Regions from separate parts of the Homo sapiens genome. Here region 1 is linked to region 2. Evidence: read pairs that join two places in POLR2A ChIA-PET (ENCODE). Cell type or tissue: GM12878. All regions are shown on one strand. Links, peaks and the distances in the headings refer to the core of each region. The heading gives the core; the rest is flanking DNA.

Region 1 (11,198 bases), core at 1,760-9,759, 81 kb after region 2:
AAGCTGGCACTCAAGCCCAAGTCTGACCCCAAAGCCCTTGCTCTGAACCGTTACTCTATGATAAGCCCCTCTCTGCTCATAGTAAGCCCCACCATTTGTTAGAGATGGGTAGGAGACCAAAGTTCGCATGTTGTTGTTGTTGTTGTTTTGGTTTTGTTTTTTTTTTTGAGACAGGATCTCGCTGTCACCCAGGTTGGAGTGCATGGGACCATCTTGGCTTACTGCAGCCTTGAACTCCCAGGCTCAAGCAATCCTCCCACCTCAGCCTCCCAAGTAGCTGAAATCACAGGTGCACACCACCATGCCTTGCTAATTTTTCTATTTTTTTGTAGAGACAGGGTCTCAACCACGTTGCCCAGGCTGGCTTCAAACTCCTGGGCCCAAGCAATCCACCTGTCTTGGCCTCCCAAAGTGCTGGGACTACAGGCGTGAGACACCATGCCCAGCCCACATGTTTCTCTTAACAACTTCAAACAGCCCTTCAGTGCACAGTGATGGTGTTCACTTAAGGCCTCTCTCCTACCAGGGACTTTCTCTACTACTCCCTCCACCTCTCTTCAGACACAGGTGCTGTTAACCAGGAAAGCCAGAGACAGAAACTGACTTACCTGGCTGTGAAATAAAGTATGAACCAACCACTGAGTAAATGGACTTTATTCTCTTCATTAAGAACATTATTTTGAATTTGTTCAAATTAATGTCAGCAGCAATGGAATTTTTAATATAATCTAGCACATTCTATCCACAAGATTCACTTGGGCAGTTCAAACACTTAAGGAACATGAGACTGCTGCTACTTGTGTGTTTTCAGGTAGAATGAAATAAACCTTAAATGAAAATGTGGTACTATATGTGTTCTTTAGAAGTCCTGTGGCAGGATTAAAAACTTTACTACACTACAAGAGCCAGCCTGTGGGGGGTGAGATTTCAGATGCCCGTTGACAGACAGCTACTTCTAGGTGCTGGTGGGAGCACAGTTCCTGGTTAATCCTTCTGCTTACATTTTTATTGTGAAAAATGTAAAACATGTACAAAATTTCTATATAATGAGTACAATACAATGAGCTCCCATGAACTCTAAACCCAGCTTCACAATTATCAACTTATGGCAAATCTTGTTTCCTCCATAACCCCTCCAACTCTCCCTTCTCCCCAGTTATTTCGAATCAGATTATATCATTTAATCTGTACTTTAGTATTAAATGGTTTTTAAGTATACTAAAATGTATATAAGAAGATAACTATTAGAGCAGCACTGTACAAGAGAATTTTATGCAACAATGGAAATGTCCAATATAGCAGCCACTTAGCCGCATGTGACTGTGGAACACTTGACATGAGGCTGATGGAAGTGAAAAACCGCATTTTAAATTTTATTCAATTTTAAATAAATAGCCACATTTAATGAGCCAATTGGAGAGCACAGATCTAGAGCAAATTTGGTCAATAACCTTAATAGGAAAGTAGGTATTATGAATCCCTCCATGGGAAGGCAATAAAGACATGAACAATAATTGTTATATTGACCAGGATGAATTTGTAAAATCACTGCAGTAAACATTATCTGGCTGTCTCCTGGTTATATGCAATGTGAGCAACTATAGTGTAACTGAACACTTACTGTAACATGTAGGAATTCTGCACTTCTAGCCACATGCTCCACTGTTCTGATAAAAACCTTGTAGTGGCTTGTATAGTGAGAAATCAAGTGAATGGGAAATACTATTAAAAAATGATGGGACATACCTTAGTCCCTACCTCTTACTGGTTCTTTCAAATTACTACTACAGGCCAGGCACGATGGCTCACACCTGTAATCCCAGCACTTGGGGAGGCTGAGGCGGGCAGGTCACTTGAGGTCAGGAGTTCGAGACCAGCCTGGCCAACATGGTGAAACCCCGTCTCTACTAAAAATACAAAAAAAAAAAAAAAATTAGCTGGACGTGGTGGCAAGCGCCTGTAGTCCCAGGTACTAGGCTGAGGCAGGAGAATCCCTTGAACCTGGGAGGCGTAGGTTGCCGTGAGCTGAGATTGCACCACTGCACTCCAGCCTAGGTGACAAAGCAAGACTCCATCTCAAAAAACAAAACAAATTAATACTACAGTAATTACTACTATAATTAATATTAATACAATTTAAACTGTCCAACACAAGTGTGTGGCAGTTAAGGTGCATACCTTTTGAGAGACTTTTTCAATTTCAAATGTATTGCTCAATATCCAGACTATTAATGTTAAAGAGGAAACTGCAACAGTCCCAAGCCCCTTACTTTCCTGACATAGGTAACAATGTGCTAAATTGGCTGCTTTAATTCTTTGGCATCTTGCTTCAACAACTTAAAAAGAAAAGATTGAAAACCATAAAAGCAAACCAACTATTTTGACATAGGGGAACCATCTATCTAATGTCTCCTCAGAATTCTTCAGCGGGTTGTTTCCCAGAGATCCAGGACTAAGTCCAACTTCTAAGGCAAGACACCTGGCCCCTGCTCTTGGCCAGCCTCACTCTAGCCACCTTCCCCTCACAGTCTCTGCTTCAGTCATTCTGAATGCACCATCACCCGGAACTAAAATTCAATTCCACTCACTCAGCACACCCCACACCCTCTTGCCTCCACCCTGGCATATGCTGCTCCTTGCTGGTGACCCCCCCAATGAACCGCTGTGCCTTCAGAACTGCTTAGCATGGTCACCTCCACTGGGAACCCTGCCCCAGCAACTCTCCCAATGTTGTTCCTTTCACACAATTTCCATGTTGTGTTATGAGAGTACAACAGACATAATTTATTCCAGTATTTTAATAAGTCTCTACTGATCTAACAGCCTTACCAGACACAAAGTTTTACTGTACATCACTGAATTTTTAGCATCTTTATATCAAATTATAAGCCAGATCATGCAATCTAACAAACCCCACCCAGACTATTGGTTGCATATATCTACTAAATTAAGTTGTAGAAATTCCTTGAAAGTGGTAATTTGTAATTTTTCCAAGACACTTTGACAGTTCTTTTTTCATAATAATGTGGGACTTCTTAGTTTGTCTCATTCTGACCAAATGAATTTGGGGTATGCCAGCCCACCAGGAAACAGAGTATAGGGTACAATTTTTTACATTTCCCATCTACAGTTTGAGGCCTACCAGATATTCCTATTTGGGAATATATTTGCATTTGCTAAAATAATTAATTTCTACATGAATATCTCTCTAACTCTAGAGTTGTATAAAAACACACATGGTGATATAAATCATTGTACACACCATCTTATTTACCAGTGACATCTAACAAAAGCCAGTTTCATTTGATCTATACATTAATATAACCACAATCAGCTTATGGACATTAAAAATATTATTTTTTCTTTAAAAACAGTAAAATCCTTTGAAATTTCTTTAGTATAAGTTAAATAAATAAAGGGATCCTACTACGTTATTTTCAAAATTTGCCTAAAAAGGTAACGTGAAGTCTCTTATACTTCACAGTTTAAAATGACTGTCCAAAGGCAATTTTCACCAAGGTTAAACATTAGTAATTCTGCTAAATTCTATAAAGAAATCTGAATAAGGGGCCAGGCACAGTGGCTCATGCCTGTAATCCCAGCACTTTGGGAGGCTGGGGCGGACAGATCACTTGAGGTCAGGAGTTCGAGACCAGCCTGGCCAACATGGTGAGACCTCATCTCATCTCTGCTAAAAATACAAAAATTAGCCGGGCGTGGTAGCACATGCCTGTAATCCCAGCTACTCAGGAGGCGGAGGCATGAGAATTACTTGAACCTGAGAGGTGGAGGTTGCAGTGAGCCAAGATTGCACCACTGCACTCTAGCCTGGGGGACAGAGCTAGACTCTATCTAAAAAAAAAAAAAAAGAAAGAAAGAAATCTATATAAGAAAAGCATATTACATAGGTCATAAATTTTACCTTAATTTAATTGTTCAATTCAAGCATCATTATCTACATAAAAAAGTTAGAAAGCTCACCTTAGCAGTGTATGTTTTCATAATTTTAAGAGTAAAATGAAGAATTAAAATGTTAAAGTACAGTATCTGACTTCTATTAACAGCCAGATTCTTAACTTAAAAACCTGAATACTATCCATGACCTTTCTCAGCCCAAAAAAGTCATACAATCAATATTCTACTTTAATCATTGCATTTTTCAAAAAGTTTTTCATCTACCCATCTTCTTTTCTAAGTTTTATATTCAGAGATAGCTATGAAATTATATCAAGAGGAAATGTGTAATATTTCATTCATTCTTCAAAACTTGCCCAAATTTTCGGTGGCTCAGAATGAGTCATATTCCAGAGAATAAAATAAAGATAACACAAAAGGGAAGACAGAAAAGGGCCATGTGAGGGAGGGGCACCAACGTGATATAGGAAAGGTCAAGCTAAGGCTCAAGGTAGCCCACCTACAGGGCAGCCAAGGCAAAAATGAAAACGCTCTTGTTTCTGTGCAAATCAAAGCACACTGTCAGAAAAGAAAACTTCTTCCTGGCACCAAATGCCATGAGCACAGCCCCATGGACGAGCAATTTAACATCCTGAAGCCTCATGGGAACAACAGTGACAACAGTACCTACCTCCTAGGGTTGTTGAGAAGATGCACTCAAACGACACGGGAAAAGTGTTTCATCACAGTGCCAGGCTCATTACAGGAGTGCAAGAGTGTCTGTGAAATGAATACATGAAGAAGTCTTCACTGGCAGTTTTACAGACAGGTTCTTTCTATGGTCATGTCTTACATCAACCTTCAGTAAGGGCAACAGGCAGAACAAATTAGAGGATGATACAGGCCTACATTAGGAAGCTGAAGGATCCTAGTCCTACAGATCAAATTCAATGTCAAGGTCTCCCAGTGATCACTATGTGGAACTGTGCTAAAGTACTAGCCTCTATTGGTCTGAACCAAAGGTTTCAACCACTCTCCCCACCAACCACTTTTTAAAGCAAAGGGCATTTTTGTGGGACTTACATACAGCAGTCCTTAACTTATAAATTCAATCAATAATAAAATGAGACTTCAAAATCCTGACATTTGGGGTTGAAGATGAAACAACAACAACAGCAGCTAGCCTTGAGCCCAGTATGGTATGCAAGCTACAACACTGTGTTTATTCCTCACAAGTTTCTTAGTACCTATTACACATGACGATACTGACTCAGAGAGGTTACATACATGCTCAAGGTCACACACCTAGTAAAAGGTGGGAGTAAGATATGAACATGGCCGACTGACTCTAAAGCCCAGGCACTTAACCCACTAGGCTACGTCAATCCCAGCTGCCTATGCATCTGTTTCTGAGATTCTACTGTTGTTGCTGCAGGTAGAATGAAAATAAGCAATTGCAAATGGTAAGAATCTTTCAACCACTTGCTTTATTTCAAAATCTGCTCAAGAGCAAGGTTAACCTGACAGAACTAGTAATCTCCAATCTTACTGACATGTAGCATAAAGCACATGTGAGTGTCTATGCTTTATTAGAGTTTAAGTAGTTTAAAAAATGTTTTACATGAAATGAGTCAAATTTTGCAGAAGCTTACCATTTGGTAGAACGATTGGGAAAGGAATTTTTCAATAAGTATTTAGTGAGTGCCTACTATGAGCCAGACCCTGAGGATACAAGCCACACATACAGTCCCAAGTTTGTGACATCCACACAAAAATGCATTTAAGTCACAACTGTACCTCACAAAATGAGAGGTATATGGTACAAAGTACAACTATTCACACTCAACCAAAAATCGAAGAACACCTTAAAATAGTGCAAGGGATTCTGCCCACCATCTCCCTCAGTGAGTGAGACACACAATGTGTAAACCTGGGGCTCTCTCAATCACACTCAGATTCCCCATGCCACTATCTTACGGAGTTGCCTGAGTCCATGAGAGTCCAGCCACCTGGGGGACTTAATTTACATGCAAACATGATCCTGTAACACAGGCCAACTATTTCACTTGCTGAGCTACAGTTAAGGAAAAAGAGGTAACTTCTAATATCAGAGGTAAACTAGGCTGTGTTACACTGTGTTAATGAGAGACTGTACATCGGTTTCTAGTGTGATGTGTTCCAAAGCAATGTCTCCATGATCATTTTAGCCACGTGCTGCCATGAGAACACAGCCCTCACTAAAGTCTGATTCTGCTGGAGGGAGATTTGACCCAGGGGAAGTAGGTTTGACCACAGGCTAAGCTCAGCAGGAGAAAGAGAAAACTATGAGAAAAGAGGAGGGAGCAGGAACCAGAAAGTGGAACCAATCCATGCCAAAGCCCTGCCAAAGAAGCCTGGCCCTGGCATGAACTGGGAGAACTCAAGGTAGGCCTGAGCACCCGGAGGCTAGAGAGTGAAGAGTATGCTACAAAGACAAGACTGAAGGAAGAGGCCCAGGAGCAGGGAGGCGAGTAGAAGCCATGGAAAGGATTTCTGCCTGTACTCTAGGAATGATGGGGACCCTCTGAAATAGCTTCAGCAGTGGGTGACCTGGTCAGATAAGGAGTCCAGAAAGCTAACTGGATGCAATGGGAGAAGGGCTGTGGGTGAGGTGGGGAGGAAGGCCTTGGACAAGCTGGGATGGATGCTGCTATGATCCCTCTCCACTAACAGTGTCAGCTGGGCTTACGAATGAAAATTGAGGTGGTTATACCTCACACTTGATCCTCCAGTAAGATATTTACTATATGACTTCGTGTTTTACCTTGTTCACATTCAAATCCCTGGCCCTTTACCTGTCTAACTCCTAGTCAGCCGTGTGGATGCAGCTAGACCTCACCTCCTCCCGAACACCTACTGGACATCTCCAACTGAACCCCCTTCCTCGACACTCTTAACCATCCTGTGCGTGCCTCTACCATTTACCATAAGGAATTCTGTAATTGACATGCCTACTATGTCTAATAAAAGTGAAACATGCTCTCTTAACCCACATTACATGGATGTGTACTATCCAATTACAGAAATGTCCATACATTTCTGAGTTGTCAATGTTTTAGATTGCACCAAAAAAATGCATACCCATACTATTATCAAACCACCTTCCCCTAAAAAGAAAGACAATGTCCATCAATTAATGAATGGATAAATAAAATGCATCATACATCCATGCAATGTTGTAACGTAGATAAACCTCAAAAACATTATGCTAAGTGAAGGAAGTCAGAACAAAAGGCTACCTATTGTATGATTCCATTTATATAAAATGTTCAGAATAGGCAAATATGGAGATGGTAGATTCATGGTTGTCAACGGATGGGGCGGGGGGCAGTGGCAGGTAAAGGAGGAGGGACTGCTAATGGGTATGGGGTTTTTTTGGGGGGGTAATAAAAATATTCTGGAATTAGATAGTAGTGATGGTTGTACAACTCTGTGAATATACTATAAACACCAATCAACTGTATACTTTAAAAGGGTGAATTCGGCCAGGCGCCATGGCTCACGCCTGTAAACCCAACACTACGGGAGGCAGAGGCAGGCAGATCACTTGAGCTCAGGAGTTTGAGACCAGCCTGGGCTACATGGTAAAACTTCATCTCTACAAAAAATACAAAAATTAGCTGGACATGGTGGCGCATGCCTGTAGTCCCAGCTACTCAGAAGGCTGAGGTAGAAAGATCACCTGAGCCTGGGGAGGTCAAGGCTGCAGTGAGCTGTGATCACATCACTGCACTCCAGCCTGGGTGACAGAGTGAGACCCTACCTTGAAAAAAAAAAAAATTTTTACTGTATGTGAAAATATATGTGCAAATCTCCTGAGAATTAAAAATATGACCCTAGAATTAGATTTACACTACTAGAGCTACAAATGTTCTCCTTGTCCCTTCAGCAGCATCCCTTTAAATAAATCATTTACATGTACAACAGACACTACTTTAGGATTCCCACACCACGTGCCGGTACCAACATATGCTGTATGTGTCATACACTAATCCGAATGTAAAGTTGGATAAGCAGGTCACTGGCAGGAAAACAAATGAACCACATTGCCAGCAGATACGGCAAAATTCAAAAGACAAAAGAACATTTTATGTTAACCCTTTCCTTCTTATAACACTATTTTCCCAACTTTTCCATTATGTACTTTTATCTTATACTATCAATTGTTCATGAATAGTTTATCAGTAGTACCCTTTTCTCTGGCCTTCTCCAACCCCTTGCTGGCTTCCAAAGCCACATCCTACAATAAACCAAGGGGAAGAATAGAAAGCCTCAAGGTCCAAGCATCAAGAATTTAAATCTGCTGGCCACGCACGGTGGCTCATGCCTGTAATCCCAGCACTTTGGGAAGCCGAGATGGGCAGATCACTTGAGCCCAAGAGTTCAGGAACCAGCCTGGGCAACATGGTGAAACCCCATCTCTACAAAAAATACACAAATTAGCCAGGTGTGGTGGTGCCTGCTTGTAGTTCCAGCTACTTGGGAGGCTGAGGCAGGAGGATTGTTGGAGAGGCAGAGGTTGCAGTGAGCCGAGATTGTGCCATTGCACTCCAGCCTGGGTGACAGAGTGAGACTCTGTCTCCAAAAAAAAAGAATATAAATCTCTAATATGACTGTGTATGTGACTGAAGTTAGACTTTTTTTATTGGTCCTGGATCTAATTGTCTCCATTCTGACAGATAACTAAATTCATTTATTTATTATTTTTATTATACAGGATTTTGAGCATGGCATTCAAAGAGCTATTCAATGTCAGTTACAAGCCTGTCCCAATTATATCCCTACTACTCACCATCCCCGCACCTATCACTGGCATTTTCTGTCCATATCTTTGCTCGGGCTGTTACTTTGGCCTGGGAGGCCCCTCCCTACTTCGACAGCTATGACAATCTTAGTCATCAGAAGCCTAGTCCAGATTACCTCATGTAGGAAGCCAGGACCGCCCCAGCAACCTAATCTTTCTCTTTTCTTTGCTCTCATCATTTCCACCTCTTTACAGCTCTCATTTACTTATGCTCTAATCACCTTCAGTTGTGTATGTGTCTGTTTCCTAATTACAATGTCAACTCCCTGGGAGGGACACACAACACCTAATTGCATCCATTCACTTGTCCCTTTTTTGTTCTGCCACTTCTCGTACAATGCTCTACATTTGGTGAGGTGCAAATAAATGCTACATTGAGAACGAAGAGTATATTACTTCCTCTTTTATTCTTGTTATTCTATTATTATTCTATTTGTGCTTTCTGTACCTAAAATTCTTTGTTTCTCTATCAGTTCTCCCCGCATTCTATTTTTGAGGTCTATTAAAATGTGTGGGTAGGAACAAAAACATTGATTCTTACTTGCAATCCCAATGAGAATCCCACTTTAAAATAAGTACTATTGACTGACTGCGACAGGGAGCTGGCAAATGCTGAAAAACGACTACATTCCTTAATAAGCTGCCAAAGGGAGAGCAGGCATCATTTGTAAACTGCCTTCTCAAAACTTGAGATTTTAAAACACATACTCTGTAACCCCTCCAAAAACTTAAAATGAATTTATCACTCCTGGTTTAAATTTAGGAACAGATTTTTTTTTTTTTTTTGGTCAAATTCACAAGTTCCTTTGGATTCACCCTGAATGTCCTACTTAGAGGTGTACTTACCACTTCATTTCACTTCATAGCTTGAGGAAATGAGGTTCAAAGAAAACCAGGGAAACAAAAGCATGGATAATCTGAAAATTATTTCTATTTTTGCTGGAGCTGTATTTATTTCCTCATAGCTTAATTTAGGCGTGTCTCACTTAACAGCCTAATTGGTTCCACTGTTTGTTTCTAAAAACTTCCTGATTGTCTTACAGAAATTTATGAGCAAGAAGCAAGTCAAGGAAAGTCATTATGTCTAATGGGTACCAGCTCTACAGCAAGAAATTACCAAGAAAAATAAATAAAGAATTAAGAAAAATACTGTCAGAAAATACCATACTTAGTGTGCAGGAAGAAGCAAAAGAAAGAAAAGGAAATACCATAGGAATAGGCCAACTTGGAGGCAAGACCTGCCAAGGTGAAATAAATTATCTAGTCCTATCTAGTTAATCACTGAGCATTACCTCAAGAACAGGAGGCAGCTAGAGGAGAAAAACTGTATTATCAAACCATACTATCGCTATGTCAGAGCACCTCCCCTATTGAAAGAACTTATTTCAATTAAGTAACTTTTTTTGAAGCTGAATCAGCTAACTTAACTTTTAAGAAATATGTTAACATTTTTCTTAAAACAAGGCACCTCTGTAGGTATGTTAACTAATCACTAACAGTGGTGGGGGGAGTGGGAAAGGAGGAAGTGAGAAGGGCCAAAAAAAAAAAAAAAAAAAAAAAGAAAAAAAAGAAAAAGAAGACTTAGTTAAGGAACTAAATCTTAAACCATCATGAAACTATATAGTGCAGCAAAATCCAACAGACCCTTCTGCAATGACGACAATGTTCTATAATCTGCACTGTCCAATATGGTAGCCACTAATCACATGTGGCTACTGAGCACTGGAAAGTAGCTGGTCTAACTGAAGAACTGAATTTTTCATTTAATTTTAACTAGTTTAAATTGCTACATGAGGCTAGTGGGAACTGTGTTGGACAGTGCAGGCCTAGAGTGTGGTTAATTGGGAGTCCATGAAATGAGCTTCAGGGAGAAAATACACTCCCTAGAATCACATGTGAAATAAGGATGAGAGCATTGGTGGAAGCTTGTGTGCTTGCGCTTTTTTTCTGGAAAGAACAAAAAATGTTTCATCAGATCTTAAGGAGTTTGGACACCAAGAACTGATTGCTACATGCCTGCATCATTTGTATGTTATGTGTGATCCATTTCTGTAGCTCATAACACCCTTCAAGAGTTTCTGTCTTTAGCAGAATTTCCTCTTTTTCTCCCTCACCCATGAGACTTTTATGAATATCACACTTTGACCATAAACTGTGATAGTTCAGTGAACAGCCTTACTCATGGGAAACTGCTAGTCCTGAGAAGTGAGAATAATTTTTTTTTGTTTTGCTTAAGTTTTAAGAACCAAGCATAAATCTACCTGCGATGACACTTACCTGTAAAAGGTACTTACAATACTTTTTGACAATAGAGTGCACTTTGGAAGACAGAATTAAAATGCAAAGACATAGATAAAAGTCACAAGATGAGAACATGGGGAATTAAAGGTAGATATTTCAGGAAGAAAAACAAATTATGAAAGGAATGAATTTGAACATATATGTCAGAAAAATATATTAA
Region 2 (15,844 bases), core at 7,845-15,844:
TTGGTTGAAGTATATGAAGAAAACTCAAATTTCTCACAGGTATGTGCTTGGAGAATGGAGGAGTGTTTTAATGGCCTTTGCAGATAATTATGAAATTCTTCCTTGATACTACACCAAAATTCAGCAGCTAGTGGTTTCTTAAAGACTACTTGTAATGTGGAATCTGAAACCATATTGATGATATTTTTGTACTCTTTTCCACTAAAATTCATTGCTTGATCTTGCACTTTGATTGACTCTTATATTCAAGAATTATTTTCCCTTGGCTATTTGGAAAATATTGGTTCTCTGAGTTGTGCAGATCTTCCAGACGTTGACACATTTAATTAAACCATGTCAAAAAAATTTCATTGGTTAATGTCACCACCAATTTCATCAAGAAGTCTGGTAAGTATTTGGAAGCTGTCAGTCTCACTATGGCAGGTACAAGTTTTCCAAAATTGATTGGCAACAGATACTATCAGTTGTTTTCTTTGAAGTGACAAGCTGTTCATTTTTGGGAAAGTTTCTGCCAAATACTTAAGTCTAAAAAACTATATCTTGTCAGGCATTCTTTCAAGAAAGGGGGTGTTTGCCCCCAGAAAGGTACAAGTTTGGCTCATAACTCAGTTACATAAGAATGTTTCCTGCAGCCCACTGTCACACGCTGGTTTGTGGTAGAAGGGCTCTCTGCATCCTCTCACTCATTTCATTACACAAACTGTTCGAAAGGCACATACTCGGGGGTTGAGATTTAATCAAATTAATAATTTTTTATTGCATCGAGGACATTTGGAAGTGAAACTGGCTTTTTAATTTATTTTCTTGCGAGCGCGTGGTAGTGAGGAATGTGTTCCTGCTAAGTACACTATGGAGCCACTGCCCGATTCACGCTCAGGCATCAGCAGTTTTACTGTGCAAATGTCAAGCAGTGAAAAAAGTAAATAACATCTTGGTGCTATTATAAAAAGTTTTGGCTTCACAGTCCTCCTGCAAGGATCTTGAGGTCTGCCGGGGCTGCACAGACCGTCTTTGAGGGCCCACTCCTGGCTCAGAGTGAGACTGGTGGGCAGGCAGGATAGAATCTCTTGGGAGCTCAATGTCCTTTCCAGACCTGCCTGAACAGAATCTGCGTTTTAATGAAGTCCCGAGGAGATTTATACGCAGGTTAAAGTTTTCCTGTAGTCCCAGCTATTTGGGAGGCTGAGGCAGGAGGATGGCTTGAGCCCAGGAGGCAGAAGTTGCAGAGAGCTGAGATTGCACTGCTGCACTTGAACCTGGGTAACAGAGTGAGATTGTATCTGGGAAAAAAAAAAAAAAGAGAGAGAGAGAGAGAACCACTGCTCTTTAACAGAGGTCTGCAAAACTTTCCTTTAAAGGGCCACATAGTAAATACCTGTGGCAACAACTCAACCCTGCCTTTGTAGCTTGAAAGTAGCCATAGACCATATGTAAATGAATGAGCGTGGCTGTGTGCCAATACAACTTTATTTATAGACACAGAAATTTGAATTTTGTGTACCTTTCATGTGTCACAAAATAGGTTTTTTAATATATTCTAAGCGGTTAAAAAAGTAACCACTTGGAATCATGTCAAAATCATTCTGAGTTTGCAGGCCATGAGGAGAGCCAGATTTAGCTGGTGGGCCACAGTTTGCTGACCTGTGCTATATAACACTGAGTGCTCATTGAAGTTACCGGGGGAGCTTCAAAAAAACAAACCCCAACCCTCTAATTCCTGAGTCCCGTCCCCAATAAATTCTGATAAAATTGGTCTGGGGTGAAGCCAGGGCATCAGGATTTTCAGATGCTCCCCAGATTATTCCAATGTGTAGGAAAAATGGAGAACCTCTGCTCTATAATGTTTTCCAAGAAAGTTAGTTTTCTTTTAAGCATTTCTTTTTAAGATTTTAGAATTTGGCAGTGTCACCAAATGTCTGAGACCAGAATTATGTATTGTAACCTTAGAGCAGGGTTTCTCACTCTTGGCACTGTGAACCCAAAGCTATCTGAGATAGGTCTCAATCAATTTAGAAAGTTAATTTTAGCAAGCTTAAGAACCTGTGACACAGCCTCGGGAGATCCTAATAACATGTGCCTAAGGTGGACGGGGCACAGCTTACTTTTATACCTTTTAGGGAGACATGAGACATCAATCAATACCTGTGAGATGTACATTGGTTCAATCTGGAAAGGCAGGACAACTCAAAGGGGGTCAGAGGGTGGCTTGCAGGTTATAGGAAGATTTAAAAATTATGTAAAGACCTGGAATCCATAGAAAGGAATGTCTGGGTTATGATGATAAGGGGTTGTGGAGAGCAAAGTTTTATCCTGTAGGTGAAGCCTCCAGGTAGCAGGCTTCAGAGAGAATAGATTGTAAATGTCTCTTAGCAGATTTAAGGTCTGTTGATGTTAATGCTGGTTGGCTTTTCCTGAATTCCAGAAGGGAGGAGGGTATAATGAGGTATGTTTGACTCTCCCTTCCAATCATGGCCTGAACTAGTTTTTTCAGGCTAACTTTGGAATCCCCCTGGCAGAGACCAGGAATCTATTCAGATGGTTGGGGGTGGGGTGGGGGGTGCTTAGAATTTTTTTTTTTTTTTTTTTTTAAACGGAGTCTCGCTCTGTCGCCAGGCTGGAGTGCAGTGGCACAATCTCAGCTCACTGCCACCTCCAACTCCCTGGTTCAAGCGATTCTCCTGCCTCAGCCTCCCAAGTAGCTGGGATTACAGGCATGCGCCACCACACCCAGCTAATTTTTGTGTTTTTAGTAGAGACGGGGTTTCACCATGTTGGCTGGGATGGTGTCGATCTCCTGACCTCGTGATCTGCCTGCCCTGGTCTCCCAAAGTGCTGGGATTACAGGCGTGAGCCACCCCGCCCGGCCCAGAGTTTTATTTTTGGTTTATAGCACTATTGGCATTTTGGGTGTGACCATTCTTTATTTGGGGATGGGGGCTGTCCTGTGTATTCTAGGAGGTTTAGGAGCATCCCTGGCCTCTACCCACTAGATGCCAGTAGTGTCCCCCACCCTCAGTTGTAACAACCAAAACTGTCTCCAGACACCGCTAAATGTCCCTGGGTGGCAAAATTGCCTGGATTAGGAACCAGTGGTCTAAACGATGTAGATGTTTTTTGTGCTACTTCAGAGAATCTCCACATTGGAGCTATTGACATCTGGGGCTGGGTAATTCTTTGTTATAAGAGCATATTCTGTACACTGTGGGTGTTGAGCAGCATCCCTGGTCTCTACTCACTAGATGCCAGAAGCACCCTCTCCCCCAGCTTTGGCAACGAAAAATATCTCCAGATATTGCCAAATGTCCCCTGAGGGGCACAGTCACCCCCTGTTGAGAATTGCTTGGCCAGCTCAGAATCAGGGAAGCTTCTGTCCACTGACATTCACTGCTGCTTCTCTTAGGATTTTCGCCCTCTCCATTTTCCCATTGCTTGTTGCTTGAAAGTTGTAAAGCTTGGTTCCTGCATCTTTTCTTTTTAATTTTGTGGCTCATTAGGAATCAGTAATATAGCAAGGAAGGCCCCATGTAGAGAGGTAAGGGGGTGGTTTTTTTGTGTGGTGTTTGTTGGGGGGTGTTTGGGAGGGTGTGTGTGTGTGTGTATGTATGTGTGACATTCATTCCCTGGGGAAGAATCTGAGCCCTTGTTCCTGCCAGCCCTACGTCTGAGCCAGCATTAAATCTGCAGCCAAGATCACAGACAACTTGGGCAAATCACTTGGCCATTATGAACTCACAGCCATGGCAACGGCCATCCACAAGCCTGAGGACAAAAGGTGTTTTATTCTGTTGTTCTGCACAAAAGGTTCTAGGGATACTGGAGACAAAATAGCCTTTGAGACTTAAAGGCATTGATGTGTATTTTTTTTTTCCCTACTACATGGCTTATATTTAAACTGTCTTAGGCTAATGTACACTGTAATTTTTGTGTGAATCAAAACCTAAAATTCTTTTTATCCAGAGGCCAGCTAAATGAAGGCATAAGACAGCCCAACAGAGGCTTTTAGGGTTTGGTGAGAGGTATTGAGAATTACTAGTAAAATGTGCTAGAAAGCCTGGCATTCTAGCCTGGCCAACATGGCAAGACCCCGTCTGTACTAAAAATACAAAAAATTAGCTGGATGTGGTGGCATGTGCCTGTAATGCCAGCTACTAGGGAGGCTGAGGCATAAGACTCACTTGAACCCAGGAGGTTGAGGCTGCAGTGAGCGGAGATCACACCACTCACTCCAGCCTGGGCAATAGAGTGAGACTCTTTCTCAGGAAAGAAAGAAAAAAAAAAAACCTGGCATTGATTATTATTTTTTTACATGAATACATCACAGTCATCAAAAAAATGCTTTCCTTATTTTTTCTCGTTCACGTTACCCAATGTTGTCATTGCTGGTTTGAAGCTTGGGAAAATTCAGTCTGTGGATTTATAGGAGCATCCAAGAAAAGCACTGATCTTCCTTAGCTATCGTAAACTTTTAACAGCATGGTGTTCTGCTGGTACTTGGCACCACCCCTATATTTAAAAACATCAGCTTGCCTATGACTACTAAGGACAGCCTGAATCCCAGATCTACTTCCTTTTTGTGCACAGGCACTCCCAGCACTTTAGGGGGTGGTTGGAGTGTGTGTGTTTAGAAATCTGCTTTCTCAGGTGACTCAATTCCCGTCTTCTCAGACCCTGTCTATGGCATGACACTAAAGCATGAAAAATTCCAAGGTTAACAGTACTTGTTTGGCTCACAAAAATGCACTCTAGCTGCACTCTTTTCAAGATGGCTGGACAACTTGGAACATTTTGTTTTTCTTAACTGTAGTCCTTGGAACTTGCCATTTGATTCACAAGTGACTGGAGGGTTATGGCCAAACCCAGTGGGCCACGTCTTAGAGAAAAAACATCACACACCATCGAATATGAAAGCAGGCACTTCAAACAGACTCAGGATGCCACACCTGAGACCGGGAAGATGCCACTGTTGACTAGAAATGGGCTTCTCAAATTTTCATGTGCACACAAATCACCCCAGAGGCCTTGTTAAAATGCAGATTCTGACTCAGTCTGGGGTCACTTCCAACATTCTTTATTTCTCACAAGTTCCTCCCTGCTGAAGCTGACACTGCTGGTCCAATGAACACACTTTGCAAAGCACATGGAATTGACAAATGACAAATGGTCCACTCATATCTTTTCTTGACCTCTGATAGTTTTCCTTGTTGCCCAGTAGAAGCTGCCAGCATCCAAGTTCAGCTCTTCTCAGCTACAGATCCATATATCCCTTCACATCATCCAGAGTGATCTTTCACAACCCCAATCTGTTTCCCATGCTTAAAAATGCTCCCTGGCAGACCAGGCATGGTGGCTCACACCTGTAATTGCAGCACTTTGGGAGGCCGAGGCGGGAGGATCACTTGAGCCCAAGAGTTTGAGAACAGCCTGGGTAACATAAGGAGACCCTGTCACTACAAAAAAATTAAAAAATAAAAAATGAGCTGGGTGCAGTGGCATGGGCCTGTGGTCCCAGCTACTTGGGAGGCTGAGGTGGGAGGATCGCTTGAGCCAGAGAGTTCAACACCGCAGTGAGCAGTGATTGTGCCACTGCACTCCAACCTAGGCAACAGAGCAAGACCCTGTTTCAAAAAACAAAACAAAACAAAAAAAAAACGCAGTGGCTTCCCATGATTTTGTTTTTTTTGTCTTTTTGTTTTTGTTTTTGTTTTTGTTTTGAGATGGAGTCTTGCTCTGTCACCCAGGCTGGAGTGCAGTGGTGCAATCTCGGCTCACTGCACCCTCCGCCTTCCGGGTTCACGCCATTCTCCTGCCTCAGCCTCCCGAGTAGCTGGGACTACAGGCGCCCACCACCACGCCCAGCTAATTTTTTGTATTTTTAGTAGAGACGGGGTTTCACCGTGTTAGCCAGGATGGTCTCGATCTCCTGACCTCGTGATCCGCCCGTCTTGGCCTCCCAAAGTGCTGGGATTACAGGCGTGAGCCACGGCGCCTGGTCAAGGCTTCCCATGATTTTGAAGATAAAGTCCAGAATTCTTAAGGTGGCCTGGAAAGCCCTAGGTGGTCTAGCTCCTATATTACCTATATCCTCTAGCTCCTAAATAAACACATTTAGCTTTTTCTTACTAACTTTTTGCAGCAGTTTTGGTTCCTCTAGGATGAGTGTGTGATATGTGACTAAATTGCCCAGTGTTCAAAGATATCATGCACACTGTGACCAGAGGTGGCTTCTATACTGACATAGAAGATACAGTGGAGAGTGATCCATTTATAGATTGTTGGATATCTACCACACATGCAATCTTAACCCTGAAGATAACTGGTCAACCAAGCTAGAATAAGCTCTACATCCAGCTGTATTATGTCCTATAAATTTTTCCCATATTTTATGTCACTAGCTTCTAGTCATGTTGGCTGGCACAGTCCGTAAGAGTTTTATCTGTGCCAGTGGAGCAAAGATGGTGATTTCTGTTCTATAGGAGCCAGGGTTCCTACAGCCACAAATAAAATCATCTGCTGAAAACCTAAGAGCATTGGCATCTGCTGAGAGAGCATGATTCATTGAAGTGATCCCCCAAATTCTTGAGTTCCTGGTTTTCCCTGCTGTTATAAAACTAGATCCACAGCATGAGGTATATACAGAGTCCTTGAGAGATATAAATTGGAGGGAAACTTTAGCTTTGATCTAGTATTGAATTTGGGATTGAACAGCATCATTCTTCTAACCCCACTTGGCTTTTTGAGCCTGGGAGAGCTGTGATATTTCTTTGGAATGCTCTAACCATTTGGATGAAAGACCGTTTGAAGTGGCAACTGTGGATTTGGAAGGATGAGTTCTATCGTTAAAGGGCGAGTGTGCTGCACCATAACACCTAACCCTAACTCCAAATGATGAAAAAGGGTGTGGGTTTAGTTTAAAAATATATATAGATGTATACATCTATATATACACACAGAGAATTAATGAACAATTTTATCTGGTTATATATCAGTGTCACCACATCAGCTGTTTAAGTATTCTGGATACTAGATCTTTCTGTAGAAGGACCCATCCAGTATGAATTATTTGCCCTTCTGATCTTCCCTGTCCCCCTTCTCTCCACTCTCTTTCCACTGGCTCTGCAGGGGTCTGTATCTTTGCCCCCATCATGCTGGACTATAATAATTGTGTTACTTGTCTGCCTGCAGTATTGGATTTATCTTGAAGCCAGAAAGGTATCTTATTTCAGTTTTGTGTACTTGGCACCCAGTAGGTCTTCACAAAATACTGAATTAATGAAATCCAACAGAAAACCCAGTTAGAACCCAGCTCCTGGGTTATAGAAAATCAAATATGTGACAATTCAAAATGTATCTTCCAAAGCAGTGTGTTCTGTGATGATGAAATGTCCTATATCTGTGTTGTCCAATACGGTAGCCACTAGTCCATGTGGCTTTTGAGCATATGAAATGTGGTTTGTGCAACAGAGGACCTGAAATTTTCATTTTATTTAATTTTAAATAAACGTAAATAGCTACATGTCTTAGTGGCTACCATTTTGGACCACACAGCCCCAAGGCCTCACATCTTTATCCTTTAAGAACCAGATACAACTTTGTTAGCCAGGAAAGCAGGCATTCATCTTTTTCTTAACATGATCATAGAGGCTGAGAATGTGGGGAGGTTGTGGATGATACAATACCCATGTCTGTTTTCTCTTTATAATGAGATACGTCAAGGCCAAGGATTCTAGTTTCTCTTAGTTTGGGAACCTGGAGAGAATTTGGACTTTGAGTTGCATTCCTCTCACCTCAGTCCCCAGAAAGTCATGTGACAAAATAAGATTGAGCTCTAACATCTCTGCTCACAAATCCCAAGTGTCTGAAGCTCTTTAAGATACTGACTTGCTAGTGAACTTGAACCATATTGTGCACTGGTTCCCTTTTTCTTTTTTTGAGACGGAGTCTTGCTCTGTCGCCCAGGCTGGAAGTTCAGTGGCGCAATCTCGGCTCACCGCAACCTCTTCCTCCTGGGTTCAAGCGATTCCCTTGCCTCAGCCTCCCAAGTAGCTGGGACTACAGGTGCCCACCACCACACCCGGCTAATTTTTTGTATTTTTAGTAGAGACGGGGTTTTACTGTGTTAGCCAGGATGGTTCCCATTTTATATAGTTTCCCCAATCCACTTCAGGGAAGTTGGTCTTCCTAAAAACAGCTGCTCATCTTTTGAAATTAAAGGAAGCACAGCTTTCTTATGAAGCCCTGATATTTTTTATTTTCTAATGAACTAAAGAGAAATCTAGTAATGAGTTTTCATAGTCACTTTCCATAGGTTTAAGCGAATGCTAGTTTAAAAGGAATGCTCACTAAAATGAAAACATTCATCTATGGTGTTTTATGCTGGGTTGTCATTCCATGACAACTATGAAGACCATTTGGGGGATTTTTTTTTTTTTTTTTTTTTTTTTTTTGCTGGCTTAATGTGCTTGCCCTAAAGTAATGAAGTGCCCTTGATTGCTGCTAAACACCATAATGCGTTTAAAGTTCAATTTCCCCGACAAGCCATTTACTTAAGGGTCTGGATAATATAAACAGAGACAGGAGGTTAGGAGAGGTACTGACATTATCCTGAGGCCAGTGCTGCCTTTACTGAAACGTAAATGTCTCCAAACTGAAAACGTCACCTGGCTCTGCCCCTGAGGCAGGTCTTTATGGACATCTCAAGTAAAAGTTTATTTTAAAAATGAATACAAGTCTCGTCTTTTCAAGATTAAGAGTGACTTACGGCTGTCTCTCCTTCATTCCACTTCATGGATGTTCATTTTGGTTTTGTTTTTTTCTTCTGTTCTTTTTTCTCCTTCAAGTACTTAAATATCACCCACCAGTTCTGGGTTCTGACTCTGAACGTGTGTGTCGGGGAAGGGGGCAGGTGGAAGCCGGGGAGGAGGAGGACTGTGAATGAATTGCTTGGGCTGACTGGGCTGGGGGGAAGCATTTTTATTAAAAATTTGAGATAATTTCTGATGTCAACTTGAATGAAACTTGAGTAGACCCACTTGAGTGGCTCTTGGTGACTTTGTTCTTCACTGAATTATGGACCAAAATACCTGTGACCTTTCCAAAACAATCACCTTGCTATTTGTTTGAACCTGGCGACGGCATAATTGCTGTATCAGATTCTCCCAGTTGCCCCGGAGGTCCAGGGCTTGGGGAAAGCCGTTGGTTGCCACAGCAGCAGACGTATTGAAACCCCAGAACTGTGAGGCTGGAGACGACCTGACTGTTGCTTTTCTTCACAGAGCTGCAGCTTCACTGCTGTCCTCTCTTTTGACTGTGTTAGTGGAATGAGTGCTTCTTGTTGGCACTTGAGCGGGGCTCCCCCCACCACTCAGTCGATCAGGAAGCTCTAGAACTGTAACTACCTTATAACTCTTTGTCAATTGACTGCTCTGCCATTCACTACCCTTCCAGATTCTGAGCAAATTAAGTTACATTCCCTTTTGGAGCCTCAGGGTCCTCACCGCAGAATGTGAGATCACGGTAACTACCACACTGGCCCTTGGGATGTCGAAGTATTAATATTAACCATAGAGCCTGAGAGGGGAGATGGAAAATTGTAAGCCTTCTCTGTGAATATGGGGTATTCTTGAAGACCAGAGGTGTTCTTGCCCGTAACGGCTATATTTTCTCTCCTTTGGGTTCAGGCTGCTTTGAATGCTGCATCAAGTGTCTGGGAGGAGTCCCCTACGCCTCCCTGGTGGCCACCATCCTCTGCTTCTCCGGGGTGGCCTTATTCTGCGGCTGTGGGCATGTGGCTCTCGCAGGCACCGTGGCGATTCTTGAGCAACACTTCTCCACCAACGCCAGTGACCATGCCTTGCTGAGCGAGGTGTAAGTATCCGGTTCCCTTTAAAAATGCATCTAAGGCCTGGCGTGGTGGCTCATGCCTGTCATCCCAGCAATTTGGGAGGCTGAGGCAGGCAGATCACCTGAAGTCAGGAGTTCAAGACCAGCCTGGCCAACATGGTGAAACGCCACCTCTACTAAAAATACAAAAAAAAATTTAGCTGGGCGTGGTGGTGCGTGCCTGTAATCCTAGCTACTTGGGAGGCTGAGGCAGGAGAACCAGTTGAACCCAGGAGGTGGATGTTGCGGTGAGCTGGTGAGCCGAGATGGCAACACTGCACTCCAGCCTGGGTGACAGAGTGATACTTTGTTTAAAAAAAAAGTATCTGAGATGCAACCACCTCATGATGTTTTTCAGAAAGACTACAGTGTGCTTTCCTAGCAGAAGATGAATGCTTTTACTTAAAGCTCACTTTATGTAGTTAGAAAAAGGTTCATGAGAGAAGGAAAAAGAAAGGGCCTAGAATATGGTAGCTGTTTAGGCCCCAGGGTGGAATGTTACTTGGGAATGGTAAGGTGCACACATAGGACACTCCACACATGGTAGCTGTGGACATGGGGAGCTGTGACATGGTGATAGGTGATGCTGCCGATTGTCTCAACAGAATTGTGTTGTTCCCAAGTAACAGATGCCTCCAGCTTTCTCCCAGGAAGTGACCATCCCTGGAATGGTAGGAGCCCTGTTGAGGACTGACCCCAACTCTAAGCCTACAGGAGCAGTATTTTAACATTAACTCTTCCAGCAGAAGAGCAGATCCCAGGGCATCCTCCATTGCAGAAGAGCAGATCCCAGGGCATCCTCCATTGCAGAAGAGAGGAAGGTCCAGGGGTTTAGCAGCAGATCTCTGCCTTTCTTTCTGGAAACATTCTCAATGGAGTCGCAGTGACTCCCACACATAGATTCTTGTAGCTGTGCAAGCTCAGCAGCAATCTACTTATTTCCTTCACATGTCTTCCCCTTTCTCCATTTCCTTCTACCGTTTCTTTTTCTTCCCTTGAATCCCAAAGTTCCAGTGTTAGTGTGTCTTATGATTATAAGAAACTTCTTCACCAGACTGAAAAAGACATGAATGAATTTTTATGGAATGGTCATGGAGTCATGTTGGAGACTCTTCAGTCCTTAGGGAATTTTATTCTTTCTTATCTGTTCACAAATGACCTCCAAAGAAATGAACACAGGTTGGGGAGATTATAAGGAGGGCTCAAGCAGGACAGGGGACTCACTGAGTTCCAACTATGTGCAAAGAAGAAATGTTTACCAAGACTGAACCTGGGAAAGGTGTGTTGATTTAATTAGGTAGTGATCTCAGTCTGTGGCTCTCAAACTTCTGAGAAGCTTTAAGAAAATCCCCATGCCTTACCCCAGACCAATTAGGACATAATCTCTGGGGGCGGGATCCAGGTACCAGTATTTTCCAAGCTCCCCAGGTGATTCCAGTGGGCAGCCGAAGGCTGAGGACATGTCATTTGTCTTTGTTAGCTTTTGTGGGACAAACTGCATTGTGAATTAACTTTCTGTATCTTAAACCTACTCGACCTACTACTATTTGTGTGGTGGGAGTCACAGTGCAAAAGACATCTCCCCAGATTACCCCCTAAAGAAGCCCTGAGTGCCTACTTAGGGGTTTTATCAGAGTGACATTAACCACTAGGCCTGGTTGGGAGGCATTTTGAAAGGGCAGAAAGAACATGTTGTCCATTGGGCCAGGGTTCAGATGCTGGCTTTGCCACTAACTGTGTATCCTCCGATGAGGAGCTTAACTCCTCAATGCCTGTGTTTTACTTATGTGCAAAATGAGGATTCTAACCCTTGCCGCCCAGGACTCAGGTAAGGATTAAAAGATTACAACTGGATGCTGCCCTGAGCAAAGGAAACATCATTCCCACCTTGGAAGGAAGGCCCAGGTTGCTGGGACATGGGCAGGGATGCCGCCCAGGATGCCCCACAAGTCCATCAAAGCCATCAGTGGGGCGAGTGACGCACTCACAGGAACATCCCCCTCATGTCCTCTCTCCAGCGTCCAGAAACGTAGTCACTACCAGGCAGTGAATTTAATGGTTCAGGATCTCTTCTTCTCTTTGTAGGATACAACTGATGCAGTATGTCATCTATGGAATTGCGTCCTTTTTCTTCTTGTATGGGATCATTCTGTTGGCAGAAGGCTTTTACACCACAAGTGCAGTGAAAGAACTGCACGGTGAGTTTAAAACAACCGCTTGTGGCCGATGCATCAGTGGAATGGTGAGTTGAACCTCTGATAACTGATTGTTTGATATACAACCAGAGCCATGCCTTGATGTATTTCCTTGTATTTGGCAAAAGCTACCAGGTATCGAGCGTGAATGGAGGGTCCATGACACAAATATTGGCTTTACCAATTTAGAGTTAGGACTATAAAAACCTTCAACATGCTATTGATAGTAAACTAAAGTCTATGGCTGGCAGAAATAAATCAAATGTTTTCATCAGTGTAAAGGTGAAAAGGGTGCTGAAGATTTTTCAAATGCCAAGTTCCCACTATAGAAGGAGGTAACTTTCATGTGGTCTCAGTGCTCCCCTTTGGTTGTCTTTAAATATGGATCATAGCCATAAAGACATACATGAACCATGGAAAATCGTCCTGATCCTTCTGTAAATACTTACCAGTACCTGCTGTACAGAGCGCCTAGCTGGGCTTTGCTAGCCACTAGAGGTGCAAAGATTAAAACACAGGCTGCTTTCTCAAGCAGCTTATAGTCTAAGACAGGGGTTAGCAAACTAGGGGCTGTGGGCCAAATTTGACCTACTACCTGTTTTTGTACAGCTCAAGAGCCAAGAATTTTTTTTTTTTTCTTTTTTTTTTTTTTTTGAGACGGAGCATCACTCTGTCTCCAAGGCTGGGGAGGGCAGTGTCGCGATCTCCACTAACTGCAACCTCTGCCTCCCGGGTTCAAGCGATTCTCCTGCCTCAGCCTCCTGTACAAGTCAGGGGAATGGTTACTTTTGTAGGGGAAGGAGGCAGCTGTTAAATAAAATGCCTGTGGAAAGCAGAGGGAAAATAGCCACAAATAGTGGGAATCCTCCTCCAAAGGAAAAAAAAACCAAAAACATCTCCTCACAGCTTTAAAATGACAGCTTTCCCCCTCACTTCTACCCATCAAGTTTCAAAAATAGAGGTCTAGTTTCCACCAGGGCACAGCATTAAGTCATCCACTGCCTGATGTTTAACATATTTGGATCCTTTGAGCATTGGTCAGGACACAGTACATGGTGGAGAGGAGAGGAGCTTGTTTGTACTTGAGCTAGTGGCACTTCACCTAGAGATGGGGACACTGTGAGGGATCCACAGCCCACCTAGCATGGCCCGCTTTTAGCTCTTATGTCAGATTTTGTTGGAGAAAGTCGAAAGCCCCCTTAGACTGGAGAGGAGCTTGACCATCTTGCTTGATTTCATTGCCAGTCATTCATGCGCTGTCTGCATCTCTGGCCACTGGCACCTCATGTGCTTCCGTTTCATCCATACGCTTAACAGATCACAATGCTGACCTGCCTTGGAGGGTGTGAGGAAGATGCAGGTGACGGGGCAGGGCTGAGGATGCTGGGGACAGAAACAGGACAGAAAGTCATGTGAGGTGGAGAAGGTGGATGAGATCTGCCCGCTAGGGAAGCAAAGCTGCCACTCCATCACCAAAGGCCTTTGTCTCCTCAGTCCTGTGAACCCAAAAGTATCTGAAACAGGTATCAGCCAATTTAGAAAGTTTATTTTGCCAAAGTTAAGGATGCACCCATGACACAGCCTCAGGAGGTCCGGACAACATGGGCCCAAGGTGGTCAGGGCACAGCTTGGTTTTATACATTTTAGGGAGACGTGAGACATTTATCAATGAATGTAAGATGTACATTGGTTCCGTCCAGAAAGGTGGGGACAACTCGAAGCAGGGAGGGGGCTTCCAGGTCACAAGTAGGTGAGAGACAACTGGTTGCATTCTTTTGGGTCTCTGATTAGCCTTTCATTGAATATACAATTCACATGGGAGAGGAGGGTAGAGGAATAGTCACTTATGCCTGGTCTGGCTTGGTGAAAAGACAGGGCAGAGGAAGCAATCAGATATGCATTTGTCTCACATGAGCCTCAGAGGGATGACTTTGAGCTCTGTCCTTTGTCCACGAGGAATTTCCTTGTGGGCAAATTGTGAGGGAGGTATGTAGCTTTATCTTTGTGCTATCTTGTTTAGGAATAGAATGGGGGATTTGCCTGTCGCAGTTCCCAGCTTGACTTTTCCCTTTGGCTTAGTGATTTGGGGGTCTGGAGATTTTTCTTTCGTAGTCCTGTGTGGGAGGTTTGTGCCCAGGAACTCACTGAGGAAGCAGCTCTGGACGCTAGAGGCCTCCATGACAGGGCCAGCTCGCAGCGGGGACCTCTGGGAGGGGGACAGTGGCCTTCCCTCTGGAGTCCTGGCCTCTGACAGAAGGGAAGGCTCACTGAAGCCAAGAACCACCAGCTCCCTCCTGCTCAGGTCCTGTTTTCTTTTGAAGGGAAAGAAACCTAGTCTGGAGCAGCAGTGGGAGGAAGTGGGAGGTGGAACTGCTGAAATCTGCTTCTCTGAATATTTTTGGAGATGCAAATGCTTCCTTGCAGTGCAAGGGAAAGTGTCTCGTTTCTGCAGTTTCCTGGCATTGTGACCATCAGGAGGTGGCCTCCAACCGCCCAGGTATCTCCTGCAGCACAGAAAGTTAGGGGTGACCATCAGGTCTCCACCATCAGCTTCAAAATAGAAAAGCCAAACTAGCACTCCACACCCTCTGTGGGCGCGCCTTCTGAGAACACAAATACCACGTTTTTGAGGCCGCCTCACAAAGCTCTCTGAAAAGTGGTCAAGGCAGAGGAAAGCCAAGCAACGGGATTCTATTCTTCCTGGATTGCCCATGACAGTGTGTGGGTGAACACCTGAAGCTTTTTCCCTAAGCCGTTGCTTTGCTTGCAAAGCTGCTGTGAATCTTAGAGACAAAAGAAAAGTAGAGGAAAATGAGAATTTTATAGATCGAGCATTAAGCTTGTATTCGTGATTATTTGAAACTTTTGGTAATTTTGCAGAATCAGGAAACTAGCAAAGTTCTTTTTGAGAGGGCTTCTTGTGGCAATTGCTATTCTCTGTGAGCCAACCTGTTACGAAAAATAAAGGTAACTTTTGAGAAATTAATATGAAGTTATAATTCAGTGGTATATGGAATACATCCAGAATCTATCCCATGTTAAGTAGCATGTTCTGCATTTTCAGAACGGCTATTTAGAAAGAGCACCTCTTGAGAGGCTGCCACTGATTAGCTCTGTGACCTTGGATGAGTGAGATCACCTCTTGGGGTCTCCTGTCCTTGTTAGTTAAGAGTGACCCGAAAGGCCCTGACATTGCTTCGGGCACTCCAATTCTAGATCCTCTAGCTCTGGGGAATGTGGCTGGCTCTTACTTCCCCTGCTCCCGTGCTGGCTTTTCCTTCTTGCTACCAATGCCGGGGCGAGGGTCCCCACAATGTGTTCCACAGGTCAGTATTGGGCCTGAAAATGCACAATCCTTCCACTTAGGGGACACACATCTACCTGTTTCAGTGATGATTGTCCTTCCTCTTGTTTTGGCCTAGTTCGTTTTCCTCACCTATGTGCTTGGAGTGGCCTGGCTGGGTGTGTTTGGTTTCTCAGCGGTGCCCGTGTTTATGTTCTACAACATATGGTCAACTTGTGAAGTCATCAAGTCACCGCAGACCAACGGGACCACGGGTGTGGAGCAGATCTGTGTGGATATCCGACAATACGGTACTTCCTTCTAATTCACCCCTCCCCCAGTTATTTCATTATCCTCTCGTGCATATGTCTGGACCTAATTATTACATGCGCATCCTTTTAATTGTCATGATCTGTTTCATCCCTTCTATTAGAGTAATTTTATACTTTTCCCTTCAATATGCTATTTTCTGGGTGGAAACTTCAGG

What was found. ChIA-PET counts read pairs that join two places held together with the same protein. Peaks named below come from ENCODE experiments on the same cell type or tissue, not always from the same donor. Only the 100,000 strongest peaks of a DNase experiment are listed, where the experiment ranks them.
Region 1: POLR2A ChIA-PET joins it to region 2 with 5 read pairs; 3 of 35 experiments call an interaction of 5 or more read pairs at or near these places.

Annotation. Positions count from the first base shown.
Region 1 is chrX:13,697,290-13,708,487 of GRCh38, reverse strand. RAB9A (RAB9A, member RAS oncogene family) reads right to left here. Exons shown (of 3, transcript NM_004251.5): 2 at 4,586-4,674. Among named protein-coding and RNA genes, the nearest start is that of RAB9A, 14 kb to the right of the region's middle. In GM12878, for the core only: no CTCF peak of the experiment used is centred there; no DNase peak of the experiment used is centred there; H3K4me3 peaks cover 2,519 bases; H3K27ac peaks cover 3,315 bases.
Region 2 is chrX:13,779,642-13,795,485 of GRCh38, reverse strand. GPM6B (glycoprotein M6B) reads left to right here. Exons shown (of 8, transcript NM_001001995.3): 3 at 9,678-9,864; 4 at 11,965-12,121; 5 at 15,497-15,668. Among named protein-coding and RNA genes, the nearest start is that of GPM6B, 30 kb to the left of the region's middle. In GM12878, for the core only: no CTCF peak of the experiment used is centred there; no DNase peak of the experiment used is centred there.